2 separate regions of the Homo sapiens genome follow, and region 2 is linked to region 1. Evidence: chromatin loops called from intact Hi-C (ENCODE). Cell type or tissue: GM12878. All regions are shown on one strand. Each heading gives the region's core, and the rest is flanking DNA. Links, peaks and the distances in the headings are about the cores only.

Region 1 (8,023 bases), core at 2,053-7,052:
TTCTGGTTCTTAGCCCTATTAGCCTCCCTTTTCTCCCCCAACAGAAAATCTCTTTCACAGACATGGTCCAAAGTGACTCTGGTAATTTTCCTGATTTTCAGGCTTTTAAACAAGGTTGGCTCTTGAAGTACTACTTCAGAATAGAGTGCAGCTCTTGGCTGGCTAGTCCTCTTATTGCAAGCCATTTCCATATCTTTGGCATATAATCGACATTTGTAAGTAAAAGCCGGCTTATATGAATCCCGGTTCATCTTTAATTACTGACTCCTGAGATCCCTAGGACTGAATATCTCGCCATATGCCCATTCCAGAATTGTATAGTATTCTTCTGCTATGCAGTTGCAATCTACCCAAGCCTTAGAGTAGAAAATCTGATTATATTCTCCGTGTACTTTCTCTGTCAGGAATAGTTTACCCTATTATAATCTTCTAACCAGCACCCTCTATGGGAAATAGTCTCTCTAATATCTGAGTATGGCTATGTAATCTGAGAAACGTCATATAGTGAAACTTACACTGTTTAACAGTCCTTTCCCTGATTAGCAACATTAATCAGCAACTCAGCCACCCACCCCTACTTATTTCTGTCTCAGTTGCTTCATATGTAGAAGGAGAGTGATACTAGTACCTAGCGCTTAGGCTTGCTGCATGGATAAAATGAATTAACATGTGTTGTGCTTAGCATGCTTCCAGCACTTTGTAAGTGCTCAATAAATGATAGTTTTTATGGTTCTTATTAGTATTATTACATAGTTCCCAAGGGACAAAAAGATATTAGTTGTAAGTGTTCCTAATATATTCTTTTATTTAATTGGGATATTGTAGATTCATTAAAAAAACTTTTGAGAACAATTTTAGATTTACGGAAAAGTTGCAAAGACAGTCTAGAGCATTCCTATGTACCCCACACCCAGTTTCTCCCATTGTTAACACCGGACATTACTATGGTACCTTTGTCACCACTAAGAAACCAACATTGATACATTACTATCAACTCCATACTTTGTTGGAATTCACTGGTTTTTCTCTCATGTCTCCATCCTGGGCTCCCATGCATGATACTAGGTTAAGCTCAGTCATTATGTCTCCTTAGGTCCCCCCGGCAGTGACAATTTCTGAGATTTTCCTTGTTTTTGTTGACTGTCAGTTTTGAAGAGTGCTGGTTGGGTATTTTGTAGAATTCTCTTTGTTTTGAATTTGTCATGATATTTTTTCATGGCTAGACTGGAGTTATATGTTATCAAGAAGACAGTGGAAGCAAAGTGCCCTTCTCATCACATTTTATGATTAATACAGTACATACTATTAATCTGACTTATGTTGATAGTAACCTTGATCATCTGGCTGAGGTAATATTATGTTTCTTCATGGTAAAGTTAATTTTACTTTGTTTTAAAAGAAATTTGTCATAGATCTTTGGGAGGTGTGCAAAATATAAAACATCTCACATGTCAAATGTAAGAATACCAAAGGCTTACTTTAATAGAGAAGCAGAATCCTACCTCTCATTTGGAATATATTCCTTGAATCCTATCAGAACCAACTATTGTGATGAAAAGATAGAAAGCACATCACCTCACTACTGCTTCCAACATGCTTTTTTGCCCCTTTCTTCACACAGTTGGCTGGAAAGCTAGGCAGGTATGAAATTGGTGGTAGGAATTAAAGGAGAACATACAGCTTAGAAGATTTAAATAATGGCAAATGGGTCAGGAAGAAAATTGTGTGGTAAACATAATTAGGATGTCAGTGAAGGAGGAATGTCTCAGGGATGAGGCTTCTTACTGAAGAAATGGGGTACTATGAATAAGGAGGGCTTGAAGGACAGGGTTATGGGTTAAGACTAAATGAAATGAGGAAACAAACTATGTATGAAATGGGGAAAGAACATCCTAGGTGCAGGCATAGCAAGTATAAAGGCCTAGAGGCTTTGCTGATGTGTTCTAAGAATGGTAAAAATACATTCTAATTGCCAGTGATTTCTAGATGCTTCTTAGGAACTTACTCTGGTTATGAACTCTGCAGAAAATTTAGCCTGGTTCTGAACTGTGTGAAGTCATGGATGTGTTTTTGGACCAAAATATTGTCATACTGTCTTAACTTTGAACAGGCTAAACTCATTTTTTCTTTCTTGACATTTTTCCCAAATGAGTCTTTGGAAATACTAAGAAAAAATTAATACAGCAAGGATTTGACTTCATTGCTTACTCCTGGAAATTCTCTAACTCCCCAGGAATATCCGTGGAGATTTTCCTCTAAAATATATTGCTCTCTAAAATGTTTCATTAACTCTCAGCTGTGGGTTCAATCTTGTGATCAGCGTGTCCAGGGAAGCCAGAGAAGCTTTTGTTAAGCTTGTTTATTTGTAGCAGGTGTTTGAATTTGACATTTGATTTGACTTAACCATATTTTGGGAGACTGCAAATTAAGAAAGCTTCTGAAATATGCAGAATCTGTTATGCAGAAACATACTTACAGATATATGGGTGGAATTAAAGGAAAAAGCTTTCAATAAAACTCTTCTTTTTACTTGAGGTTTGAAAAGGCTTGATACTTTTGTAATGATCCACAGCCAGCTGATTTCAGTTCAGGAGGCTAAAAGGGATATAATAAGAAACCCGTTCTTGTAAAATTTCAGTCTGTCTGAAACAAGTCTGAGCAGGAAATGTTTGTGAGAAACCTGTTCTCTCAGAGTCTTCCCTCCTGGTTCCTCATTTCAGGAGGCTTCTTCCACACCCAAATGAATATCTGAAAGGTTAGTGATTTTTTTTCATCCATATTAAGACTATTAATAGAAAATAGGCTGGTGGGTCCAAGTTTTCAATACAGCCTAGTGACATAGCATTTCTTGTTTGCTCCTGATCAGTTCAACATGGTTTCATCATTCTTGAAAGCTGACTTTGATATTCAAACTTAGGAAAACTGTAAGCATTTCATGTCCCTCTCTCCGTTGCAGACCCTGTTCATTGGCACTCCCCTCTAAGCTGTGAAAGCAGAACCACATCTGTCTTGTTCTCTACTATGTCTCTCCCTCAGAGAAATGCCTGCCACATGGAATGTGTCCAGTGAAAATGTATTAAATATATGAATGACTAGTACATAACAACTGTGTGGCATCTAATTTGGAGAACTCAAAAGCCATACCAGGCTCTAGGAATTCTTTACCCAGAATTCACCATCTCATGTCTCCAGCATTCATGCAATTTTCATCCTAGGAATGACTCAAATTAATTACTCTTAATAACTCTTAAGGTAAGGAGGTAGATAATTTTATAAAAATTATTTTTATATAAATCCATTAAAACAAAAGAATGTCACATGATGTGTTTGCAATCAGATTATTACTTTACTACTAATTTTATGTTCATAAGAATTATATTGCCAATAAGATTGGTAATAGTAATAACAATAAATAATCTTTAGTCCTTAAAATTTAAAGCCATACACTATATTAGAACCAACTAAATATTAAGTACTATAATAGATGCTATGGTTGAATACAGAAGAATCTAAAGAAATAGATGTTTAATTCTGAGTCATTTAATAATAATAATAATATTTGCTGAACACCTATCATGTGACAAACACTGAACTAAATCTATACATTAAATAATTTAGTCCTCATAAAAGGTCTATGAGCTAGTTACTACTGGTTTCCACATTTTACAAATGAGGAAGTTAAGGTTTGGGAAGATTAAGTAAATTGTCCATTTTCAAGCTAATAGGAAATGATGAAAGTAGAAGTTGAACTTGCTTTTTTGATATCACAAGCTACTCTTTTTCCTTGGACATTTAACTTCATTGTTTGTTCTTCAAGTTTATATTTTAGTTGAGGATTCAGAACATACACATGAAATAGTACTTGCCAAACAATACGTAAATGACCATAGTAACTATAATACAGATTTCCAAAACCCGAGAAGGTATGTTCAACTGAAAAGGAAATTCATATTGGAAGCATTTCCTCAAGAAAGTAAGTTTGAATCCATATGGGAAACTGGGAAGTAATTTTTGTGTAGGTGAATATAAGAGATAGACCGCAACTAATTAGGTTAAAAGATAAGTCTTTACTTTTCAAATTTATAATTCTAGGCTCCTGGTTAGATAATAGTAACAACAGTAACAAAAATAATACCACTTTATATCTGTATAACATGTAAGGGTTTAAGCAGACACAATTTGATTTTATTTGTAGATTAATGATCCTTCGTATGCTATGATCCTCTTTAATATTAGAAAAAAGCAACTAGAACAAACTTCATGATAAAGCTTGGAAAAGCACAGTATTTGAGAACCTTAACATTCAATATATGCTGAAGTAATGAAAACCATCCATAGTCTTGCCATGAATTCCTTTTAAATTGCTTATGAAATTGTGAGAGTCAGCCTGCAAATTCTTCCCTTCTCTACTCCACCCTATCCCATCTCACCCAGTTCCCAGCACACACACAGTTCTGCTATTTTTGAAAAGAAAGAAAAAAGTCTCCACATTATTGGTGTGGTTTCTATGATCATGGGCAGAACTGCTCAGAATATTCACCAACTATGGGAGTATACATTATCTGACTCAATTCAAGTCTGGTCTTTGCCAGTAGGAAACCCTTGTGTTAATTTCTATTTCTATTATTGTCAAAGATGACACTTCCACTTCTCTATTTTATTTTTGCGTCTTTCATATTTACGAATTCAAATTTCATATTTTCTTCAGAGGAGGTACATGTGTTTGTAATAAGGAAAGTCTCCAATTCATGAGGACTCCTTTTGTCTACTTTCCCCTTTTCAGAAAAGCGTGTTAAATTAACTAAAGAAATAATTGGAGAAAAAGCAAGTTAGAATATTATAGAAAAGAATAAAATGATGAAACATATGTTTCATTTTATTTCTTTTTTGAGACAGAGTGAGACCTTGTCTCATATATATATACATATATATATACCTTGTCATATATATACCTTGTCATATATATGTCACATATATATACCTTGTCATATATGTATCAGACAAGGTCTCACTCTGTCACCCAGGCTGGAGTGCAATCATGTGATTATAGCTCACTTCAGCCTTGAACTCCTAGGCTCAAGTGATCTTCTTGCCTCAGCCTCCTGAGTATATGGGACTACAAGTGTGCACCACCATACCTAGTAATTTGTTCATTATTATTATTATTTGTAGAGATGAGATCTCACTATATTTCCCAGGGTCTTTTTTTTTAAGCATGCTGATAGGATATAGATAGGAATGAAAGGGGCAACAGAGATTTGCCTTTACAATGATGTAAAATGCTACCAAACCTTCAGTAATAATATTCAGTCATTAGTGGAATTGAGTGACAGTATAAACTATGTGTCATAGATTTCTGCATTAATCCACAGTGAGTCTTAGCATTTTTGTATATTTTACAACATATAGGAGAAAATAGATGTTGTTAAAGAGTATCTCCTGAATTTACAAAATAATAAATTTAAAAAGCAATTGTCTATCCACTCCTTCTATAAGACATAATGAATAAGAGCCTTGTATGATGGCACAAAGCAAACCATCATTAGACAGGGGTGATAAGAAAGAAAAGAGTAGCTTTAAGCCAGAGGGAGAAAATAGTGAATGAGAAGACCAAGTTTTATTTCAGGAATAAACTGGATTTATACCAGAAAAATTATTTGTTTTGATATGAAAATCATACCTTTGGGTTAACACCTCTCCTAGTAATCTAGATTAATTTAATATCCATTTGTAATACATTTTAGTGTCCTTCATAAATGCTAAAAATAAGTGTACTTACACATTTACCAGTGTGTGGTCCCCCATGGGAAGGAAAGGGAAATAAATAGAGGGATTAGAAGTCACTTCTGGGTCACGTGTTCCCCAATACCATTTTATTCTTGATCCTACATACCTACTGGTGTTCACAGAATAATAAAAAATAAAGACTCCAAATTCCTTTCTAATTCTAGATGCATTTTTTACCTTACATGTGGTATATTTAATAAACTTAAATATCAGAGCTATTCCACCTCTTAATATAATATTTACATTTGAACCTGCATAGCAAGGTGGCCCTTTTCATTGTATTAGTGTTTAGTTATTTTAATAAATATTGAAATTGAGTAACAGAAGCAATAACAAAAAATGAATATTGAATATATACTTATTCCCACTCAAAATTAAACTAAAATCAGTTGCATCAAGCTTTCAGTCATATTTGTGTCAAACATTTATGTTTTTCCTAAAAGCAGTAAACAAAAACTAAGGGTGCCAATGTTTCTTAACCGAAACCTTAAAATATTATCTTTATATTTGGGGAGATTTAGAACCTGAGAACAAGATTTCTATGCATTTTAAAGTGAGGCCTATTTATTCTTAACTGCCAAAAGAACTTATAGTAAGGATTTATAAATTTAGGACAGGTTGGCAGTGGATGGGTAGGTTAAGGCTATAAAAATGTTCATTAAATATTTTTTAATGAATGAAATTAGGTAATCTAAATTCATTCATTAAAAAATATTTAATGAATGTTTTCTATGCTCCATACCTCTTTGCTAAATCCTAGAGATGTCCATAATGGCGAACAAAGCCAGACCCATCCTGCTGTCTTTTAGCTAGCAGTCTAGAAGGGAAGAAAATATTAGTTCATCAACAAACGTGTGAAACCGCCACTGTGAGAAGTACTCTGAGGGGGAGGTAAGTGCTGTAATGAGTGGATTTTAAACAGTTGGGGTGTCAGAGAAGTCTTCCTCAAGGAAGATGCCTAAATGAGATCTGCAAGTTGAATAAGCAGATAGGTGACAAGGTGTGTCCCTGACAGTGAAAGCAGGAGTAGGAGAACAGTGAATTGAAACCGACAACACTCAGACAAATGGGAAGCAGGGGCTGGGGACATAAGTAGAAAGCAGATCATACAGGTCCTTGTAGGCCACATGAAGAATTTATCTTTATTCTAAGGTAGGTGACTTAATCAAACCTCCTGCCTTGCATTTTGAAAGAAGCACTCTAGCTGCTTTGTGGTGAATTGGTTATAGCTAGTATGGGGTAGTTAGGTTAGAGGGAGGCAGTCCCAGCAGGCAATTATTAGGCAAGTCCAGGCAAGTGATATTGTGTCAGGGGTTAGTGGGAGTGGGTATGGAAAAGGTAAAGGGATTCAAAAGATCTATAAGAGATAGGTACATTGCCATGGCTAGATGATAGAGCGGTTATGGGCTCTCTCCCTCTTTATGTATGAATTCACATATCATATATTACTCATATTCTCCATCGACATTATATAATACACATATACTATGGATATATGTAGATAAATGTAAACGTGTAGGAGTGTGTGTATACATATATGTGTATGTGTGTGTGTGTGTATATATATATATATATATATTTATTTATTTATTTATTTATTTATTTCAGAGTAGTGCCTAATAAAGGATGCTCAAATAGAGCAATACTTTATGGTTAATATCTCTTTTACAGCAGATCTTCACGCTTTCTCTTATTTTTCCCTACTAAGTACAGTAGTCAGGAATTTCATGTAAACAGACAATATGGGATAATTGAGTGAAAATAGACGGATACATTTTGTCTTTATTGAAATGATTTTGACCAGTTTAAGATAATTACAGCACACACATTATACTTTTTCACACTGAATTATGCCAAGTTTCCCAAAACCACTAATCAAAGAAGTCATTTAAATAATGACTAAATTATGATAATGTATTACAGTTGAAATGACAATAGAGAAGAATTAAAAGTAAAGAATGCTAAATAATGCTTAATTGCCATTATCTAGGTAAAACACAAATGAAATAGGGTCAGCCTGAAGAATGATATTGGAAAAGTGACTGGGTTCTGGAATTGAGGCTTAAAGTTACTAAATTTTTTTGTTGTATTGATTTTTCCCTGTCATGATCATACCTTTCTTTTTGATGAATTTTGCAACTTTTATAATTCTGATTTGTGACATAGTTTTAAAAAAGTGTAAAGTATAATTAAAGTTTCCATGTGCTTCTCATACCAAGTTTTATTCAGCTAGCTG
Region 2 (8,023 bases), core at 1,150-6,149, 320 kb before region 1:
ATGGTAGAAGTTCTTGGTCTACAGGTTGAATGCTCTCAATGCAATAGGAAGCAAGCTGGTGAGCAGGACTTAAGGAAGGGTATTGTGTGTGAGTGTGCACAAGTATGTGCACGTGTACAAGTGGGGGTAGGAGTCAAGATCTTGAGAAGATGGTCAAAATATTTTAAGAAAAGTCCCCAAGACTCCTACCAAGATTCAAGGACTATACGTGTCCTTGGTTGAGAATTACAAAATTGCTACGCACATAGACAACATTATAGTCAGCCCCCCATGGGTATTCATGGATTCCAGCATCTGTGGATTCAATCAATCACAGATCAAAATACTCAGAAAAAAAATGGATTGCTGTGTTTGTAATGAACATGTACAGATTAATTTTCTTGTCACTATTCCCTAAACAATACAGTGTAATAACTACTTACATAGCATGGACATTGTAGTATTATAAATAATCGAGAGATGATTCGAAGTATATGGGAGGGTATATGTAAATCATGTGCAAATACTGCACTATTTTATATAAGAGACTTGAGGATCCACAGATTTTGATATCCATGGGGGGTCCTGGAACCAATCTCCCACAGATACTGAAGGACAACTGTAATTATATGATCATAGATTCTTCTAGAACATCATTACTTGTTTTTCTAGTCTTTCAATATTAAATGAGCTAAGAAAATCCATACTATTTTCACATTTTGAGAAAAATGTCTGGTCAGATTAACATCTGTAAAGATGAATAAACGTTTTTAGTGCCTGTATTTACATTGCAATTTTCTTTCAGAATACAAACTGTTTTCACTAAGACTCTTCCATTTCTACTTAAAAGATCCTGAGATCAACAGAGGCAGCTGATATTTCACCTTTTGATGAGGAAACTGAAACACAAGAATAGTGAAAATGACTTTCATAAGGTGCAGTCTATTTTAGCATGCTTTACTTGTTCTAAAATCAAAGGACACATCATATGTGGATATGCATTAAATGCAAAAAATGCTATACAGCTATTTGTGAATTTAGGGATTGCCAAGGTTGTCAGATAAATGCCACAAGAAGGTCAACAGTCTTGTTTAATTCAGTCTCTTGGGACACAGAGACTACTGATACCACTCTGGGCCTTAATATATATGCAAGACACCATGTATAAGAGTGGTTTTGCTTTCACATAGTTGAGTTATGACTTGTATCATACCATGTGGCATGTGTAATGGAGAGAGTAAAGAAGTGTATAAAGAATTGTAAAGCTACTGTAAATACATGTCTGCTCACTTGCTAGGTAATTATATTTTATTAGAATAAAAAACAACTGATAAGTAGTAGAAAAATTGAAGAGTACAGTTTGAAGAGCACTGTATTATGATCTCTAAGGTCTATTTTTTCTTTTATAATCCTGTGACTCAAAGAATAAACTGCTCAGGCTTGCTAGAACAATGACTATGGATTTTAGTTCATAAGAATGACCTGTAAGGAAGTAACAATGAAGTCTTAAAGTCTAAGTATTGGCTTAAATTTGAAGAGAAATCAGTAGCCAGATCAGGAAAATCAAGCAAAGAGTGTGATTTATTTCCTGTAGGGTGATGGTTTTTTGGGCCAATAAGAAAAGCTATTTTTCTTCTGAAAGATAAACAGAAAAATAGTACAACAGTAGAAATATCATTCCTCCTTATACTACTGAAAAGATAAAAAGATAACATTGTAAATCAGGAAACTTCAACAATGACTAAAGGTGGGAGAAAGTGATTAATTAAATCAAGAAGACTGAAGCTTCTAAACAAGTTAGATCTGTTTCATGAGAAAGGGTAAAATGTGTATGTTAATTAGAAAAATGGCTACAAGAGAGTGCTAACAGGCAAGTCAAACCTTCTAATCCTATTCTCCACAAGCAAGCCAGCAAAATACAAACCACTAATACTTTTTTATTATTTTTTTATTAGCAGGAGGAGAGTCTCAGTATGGAGACCTGGGCTAGACCAAGTTAGATACTAGCTAGAGGCATGGCTATAAAGTCATGTAACATCTCTGGGTATCCTTTTTCCTTCCACAAAATGAACTAATTGGACTAGCTGATGTCTAATGGTTCCAAATCAATAATTTTTTGATTCTCTGTCTCTCCAACTTATTATAAAAATACAAAATTTGGATAGCAAACAACTTTTGTACTATGTTAGTATTACACGGATTTAATGCATAGTAAAAACAGCTCTTAGAAACTTAATTCAGCCTATATGACAAATATCAAATGAACTTTAGTTGCCTTAAGAATATCTGCATCTGATTGTCTTAACTGACTCATGCTGAATTCAAACTCATATGTCCCAACTTCCCTATTTCTTTTAATACCAACACGTAATTAATCATTTTGAAAATTTTAGAGAAATCTTTGACTCCTCTCTTTTATCTCTTACGTGCAGTCAGCAAATAAATCCTCATGATTTTTCCTTAAAATATATAAAATCTATCTTCCCTTCTCTCTTAACAAAATCCATTTTCAATTTATCTCCTAAATTACTCCAACTACTGCCTCCATTTCCTTATTTGTTTAAATTTGTAAAAATAATGATATAGCTAAATACAAGAATTCACCTTTCTACTCATCTGCTCTAATTATTCCCCAATATTTTCAGGATAGCATGCAATAATCTTTAGCTTGACTTTAGGATTTTACTAAATTTGGCCTTACCCTGCTTTCCCATCTTCTCTCTATTTGCCAACATGAACTTTATACAAGGTCGCCTTTTTCCTGCTTCCCACTTGCCCTCTGCCTGGCCCATTCCTGCCCTAAAGGCCAACATTCTTATTTCACTCCATTTCATGCTGTTTCCCCTCCACTTCTCTCCACTGGGATGTCATTCTTTGTTATCGATCCCAATTCTTCCTGTCCTTCAGGATCCAGGCCATGCCCTGTCACCTTCCTTTGTGAAGCCTCCTCTGTTATAGTCCAGATGGACCTTGCTATTCAACTTCCAAAGTTCTTGTCCATATCACTTACTTAAGTGTATGTGTAAATATTTACTGATGTATAAGATACTGTGATTCTTTTTAAATCACTCTGCATAAAACCTTTTACTACTCCAGGTCTTTTGGCTGTTCTCCACTACCTGCAATTCCTTCAGATAACTTCATGGCTTGTTTTTATATCTTTATCAGATTTTTATTTAAGACATAATCTTCTCTTGAAGCTGCCTTACTTGACTACTATATCTTCAATTACTACCTAACCCTGCCACTCAATTTCCTTTTTCTGCTTTACATTTTTAAAACTTAGCACTTCTTGGTATTTACTATATTATACATTTTATTTTGTATGTGTCTGTCTCTTACTCTAATGGATTCTAAGCTCAACAAGGGAAGAGATTTTTGCCTCTTACTCATTAATGCCACTCTAGTTCCTAGAAGAGTGCCTGGTATTTGGCAGGTGCTCAAGAAATATTTTTGAATGAATTCATATTTCAAAAACTAAAAGCAACATTAATAAAAGTGGTTAATAATAAAACAAATACCAATATAAAATTGAGAACTTACTATATGTTGGGCAATGTACAGGTAATGCATAAAATAATCCTGTTATTATCTATTATTACCTACTTTCTTCTTTGCCATTTAAAGCAGGGCTTACAGAGGTTAAATAATTTTCCCAAGAACACATTCCTAATAAATGTACTAAAAATAAACTCTAGGCTTATTTGCTATTGAAAATATGTCAAGGGCTGAGCTTATCCAACTGTAAAAAATTAAATGCAAAACAAGATTTTTGAGGAGATATGAGGGAAGAACTCCTCAGAGAGCTACCTGTAAAACCTTTTCCCTCAATGGCTAATATTTTAATTTGTTGTCTTCGTTTTTTTTTTAAGTTATCTTATAATTTTCCATAAACTTCTGCACTTTATTCCTTACCCAGGCTTAACGTTCAAGAAGAGAAAATCTTCTGACTAATGTTATGACTTCATTAAGGAGGAAAATTCCATCTTAAAAATGCGCTCTCAGTTCTCATGTAAAAGACAAGAGCAGAATGAGTAGTCACAGTTCTCACAGAGTGAGGTAAAGCAATCATCAAGGGAGGAGGGGAAAAGTAAAGAATGCTTTATTCATAATTACCTAAGATTTTCCAGCATGAGAGGGGAAAGAGGAAGTCTATTTTCAGTGACAATGATTACTCTAAAAATATTAACATGCAAGGGGAAAATTTTCATTCTGAGAGTTACTACTATACTGAGTTCTCTTTCCCTCACAGAGTGACTTAAAATTCCCAAGGTAGAGAGGTAATCTAGACAGATGCGCTTGCCCTGTGTCTTGAAAATGGCAACATCCAGGAATCATGGGAGTTCAACTGAGGACACACTGGAAAGGATTTCTCAGCACCAGAACAGTCTCTGAGAAGTATCAAGTGGCAGAGTGGATACTTATATCCTCAGGTGTCTGCAGTAAGGCAGAGATTAGAGCTATACAGGCTTATTAGAAGATTTGTTATGCTGAATGCATAAACAAGATTTAGTGAAACTGAAGCTGAATTACCTACTAAAAGGATTATAGACAAAAAAAAAGCCTAATTCTTCCTTTTTTCTATCTAATCCAGAGTCTCTCCTGCAATGTCTCTATAATTTTAACTGTCTTATATAGTTCAGGCAAAATTATATATTGTAGAATTCATTCTCATCTTCATCTTAAACATTTTAGACAAAAATATATTAGTTCCCTACTTCTATACATGCATATATGAGAAAATGGTCTGACAACCCTTAGGTTGGGACACTCAGCAGGTCATGGCATTCAGAGCAAATTGATTTTTATTAAGATAATTATAAGAACATGATTAAAAAAGTATTTTGTATCTCCCTCTTTCTTTTGTATTTTCAGAAAATCATATGAACTGGGCCTGGGGGCATGCACCTGTAATCCCAGCTCCTTAAGAGGCTAAGGCAGGATGATGGCTTGAACCCAGGAGTTTCAGAGCAGCCTGGGCAACATAGCCAGACTCTGTCTCTATCCATTAAAAACAAACCGTATGTAAAATCACATAGCTGCTCCTGAGATCTGCCATTCCATAATTTAGTTCTCTGCTAGTTCTATGGCACCAAATTGTCACAAGACTGACTAGCCAGGTGCAGGAGGTACTCACTTTTCAGATCAGCAAGTAACCACAAATACCATTTATTTGGTCCTTAACAAGATTGAGACGAAGTGGCTACAAGTGAAGCAAAATGGAGGCGATAAATACTCTAACAACTGGTTATAGATATCACATTTTCTTATGTTTATAGTTACATTTGAATAATCCTTACCTCTTTTTAAAAACTCCATAGACATTGAGAATTGATAAAAATCTATCTTTCTCCAGAAAAATACAGCTATACATAAGTCAGTACACAACTTTAGTAAATTCACAAATCTTAACAATCTAATCCATGTGTCCTAAGCATAGACAATAAAGAAAAGTATTTGAGAGGGTGCAGGGTAACTTGAAGTTGAAGTTTGGGAGAGAGATTACCATTACATTAGGAATAAATTCATACTTGACAAACAAGTGTCAACTGTCTCCACTGTCTTACCAGCAGCTCAGTCCCTTACTGCTCTTCCTGGATCATGTCCTATTGGCTGCTGCTGAGCCCATCTCCTGCTTCCAAGCGTTGTAACTCAACAGGAGCAAAGGCAAGTAAACAATCTTGAGAGGGTGTGCTGCTGAATGTTTGCCAGCCTAGAGAAGACAGAGTTTGAACATTTTTAAGTTAGCAAAAAGGAACAGGGTATATACACCTGATATAAAGAGTTTAAAAGGTTTTGGATACCTATAATTGGATATTTCCATTACAGTGTGGCTGTTAAAAAACTTAGAGAATCTTTCTCAAAGCAATGACACTCTCAAATGTACCATAATAACAATTCTAATATCTGTAGAACACTTTGCCATGCCCAAAGCATCTTTAGTCTTCACATCTTCACCGCAATAATCAATGAGGCTTAAGAGCCAGTGGCTTATATTACTTCATCTGTTGAATCCAGTGGTTCACAGTGTGGCTTACAAGAGTATCACCTAGGTAAGAAGTTGAGGATTTTGCTCAGAGATTCTGACTTGTTGAGCTAAGAGGAAACTTTATTCTCCAGGTGACTGTAAGATGAAGTCAGGATTGAGAATCATTAAGTCCCTGTACTTCATGAGATGTGGCACTAACTAAACTCATAAATAGCAAGCATTCATTCAGTATATGCCATGTCAAGGTAACATGCTAAGTGCTATGGAAAAGGTAAAACATTATAACATGTGGTCTCTGTGCTCAAGGGTTTTAATTTAGCTGGAGAGACTGGACATATACTTTAAAAGGACCACCTAATAAGATACCTACTTTAAAAACATAACCCAAGTAAGACTTAATTGGTCAAAGATGTAGTAAAAATATTGGGTGCTACAAATAAGTGGAGATGACATGCACTGATAAAAGGGAGTAGGTTAAAAACATGAGAGAAGTCCACAGAGTTCCAAGGGCAGAGAGAAAAGAGGAATGGGGAGAAAGCGTTGTTTTGAGGCACAGATACAGCTGCAGCAAATTGGAGGAGATTAAAAAGCTCTCTCTGACTGAAGAGTGTCTACAAAGGAGCACAAGAAGACTTTGGAAAGACCGATTTGAAACAGAATCTAAAGAGTTTTGATAAAATGGCTAAAGGAGTTGGTCCATTGTCCTGAATATATGGAAACAGTATTGGAATATCCTGAAATAGTATCTGGAATAGTATCAGAAGCAGTTGAAGCTCAGGTTCCCGGGGTTCTTGGTAAATGCCAGACACTATGCTAGATGCACTACATATGTTACCTCATTTAACACTCAAAAAAATCTGGTAAGATCATTATTATTATCATTATCATCATTATTATTATTCCCATTTTACAGAGTAAGAAGGGAGGTCTCTTAATTTTTTCTCAAAGTCACATGCCTAGAAATAGTAAGCTGAGACTGGGACACGTTGCTTCTTTAGAAACATGGCATCATAAAAGCCATACGTTAAAATTTAAGGGGTGTTTTGAGATATAATTCACATACCATAAAATACATCCTTGTAAAGTATATGAGTCAGTGGGTTTTAGTATATTAAAAAAAATTATGCCACTCTCACCTATCATTACTATCAAATTCTACAATATTTTCATCACTCTGTCCCCCTCGCCCCAAAAAACCCAGTACCCATTAGGAGCCAGTTTTCATTCATTCCTCCCCCGGGCCTTGGTGACCACTAATCAACTTTCAGTCTTTATGGGTTTTCCTATTTTGAACGACTTTATATATATAAAACCATACAAAATTTGGCCTTTTACGTCTGGTTTCTTTCACTTAGTGTAATGTTTTTAAGGTGCATCTGTATTGCAGCATGTGTCTGTACTTTATTCCTTTGTATGACTAATATTCTACTGTTTTGATATGCCATGTTTCCTTTAGCTATCAATGATGAACTTTTGGGTTACTTCCACTTTTAGCCTCATAAATAATGCTTCTTTGGATATTCATTTCAAACTTTTTAATTGTGATAAAATGTATGTAACAAAGTTTGCCATTCAAACCATATTTAAGTATACTATTCTGTGGCATTAAGTACATTCACATTGCTGTGCAACCATCACTGCCACCCATCTCCAGAACTTTTTCATCTTCCTAAACAGAAATTCTATACTCATTAAACAATAACTTCCCATTTGCTCCTCCTCCCAGCCCCTGGCAATCATTATTCTACTGTATGCCTCTATTAATTTGACTATTCTAAGTACCTCATGTAAGTGGAATCATAATATTTTTCTTTGTGTGATTGGCTTATTCCACTTAGTAGAATGTATACAAGATCCATTTATTTTCTAGCATGTGTCAGAATTTTCTTCCTCTTTAAGGTTGAATAATAGTCCATTGTATGTCTATACCACATTCTGTTTATCCATTCATCCATCTGTAGGCATTTGGGTTGCTTCTACCTTTAGGCTATTGTGAATAATGCTGCAACAAACATGGATATACAATGTTTATAAGTTTTTGTATGGGCATATGTT

What was found. Hi-C counts contacts between places; a loop is a spot of excess contacts. Peaks named below come from ENCODE experiments on the same cell type or tissue, not always from the same donor. Only the 100,000 strongest peaks of a DNase experiment are listed, where the experiment ranks them.
Region 2: it touches region 1 in a loop (3-fold over the local background); 1 of 110 quality-filtered maps calls a loop at or near these places.

Annotation. Positions count from the first base shown.
Region 1 is chr4:104,865,702-104,873,724 of GRCh38, reverse strand. No RefSeq gene overlaps it. Among named protein-coding and RNA genes, the nearest start is that of TET2, 280 kb to the left of the region's middle. RefSeq lists a silencer at 2,606-2,655. In GM12878, for the core only: no CTCF peak of the experiment used is centred there; DNase peaks (open chromatin) are centred at 2,664, 4,584 and 6,806; H3K4me3 peaks cover 1,262 bases; H3K27ac peaks cover 2,960 bases.
Region 2 is chr4:105,188,029-105,196,051 of GRCh38, reverse strand. TET2 (tet methylcytosine dioxygenase 2) reads right to left here. Exons shown (of 11, transcript NM_001127208.3): 2 at 5,547-5,692. The region is part of intron 2 of TET2-AS1 (TET2 antisense RNA 1); the gene reads left to right. Among named protein-coding and RNA genes, the nearest start is that of TET2, 45 kb to the right of the region's middle. In GM12878, for the core only: no CTCF peak of the experiment used is centred there; a DNase peak (open chromatin) is centred at 4,081; H3K4me3 peaks cover 705 bases; H3K27ac peaks cover 3,164 bases.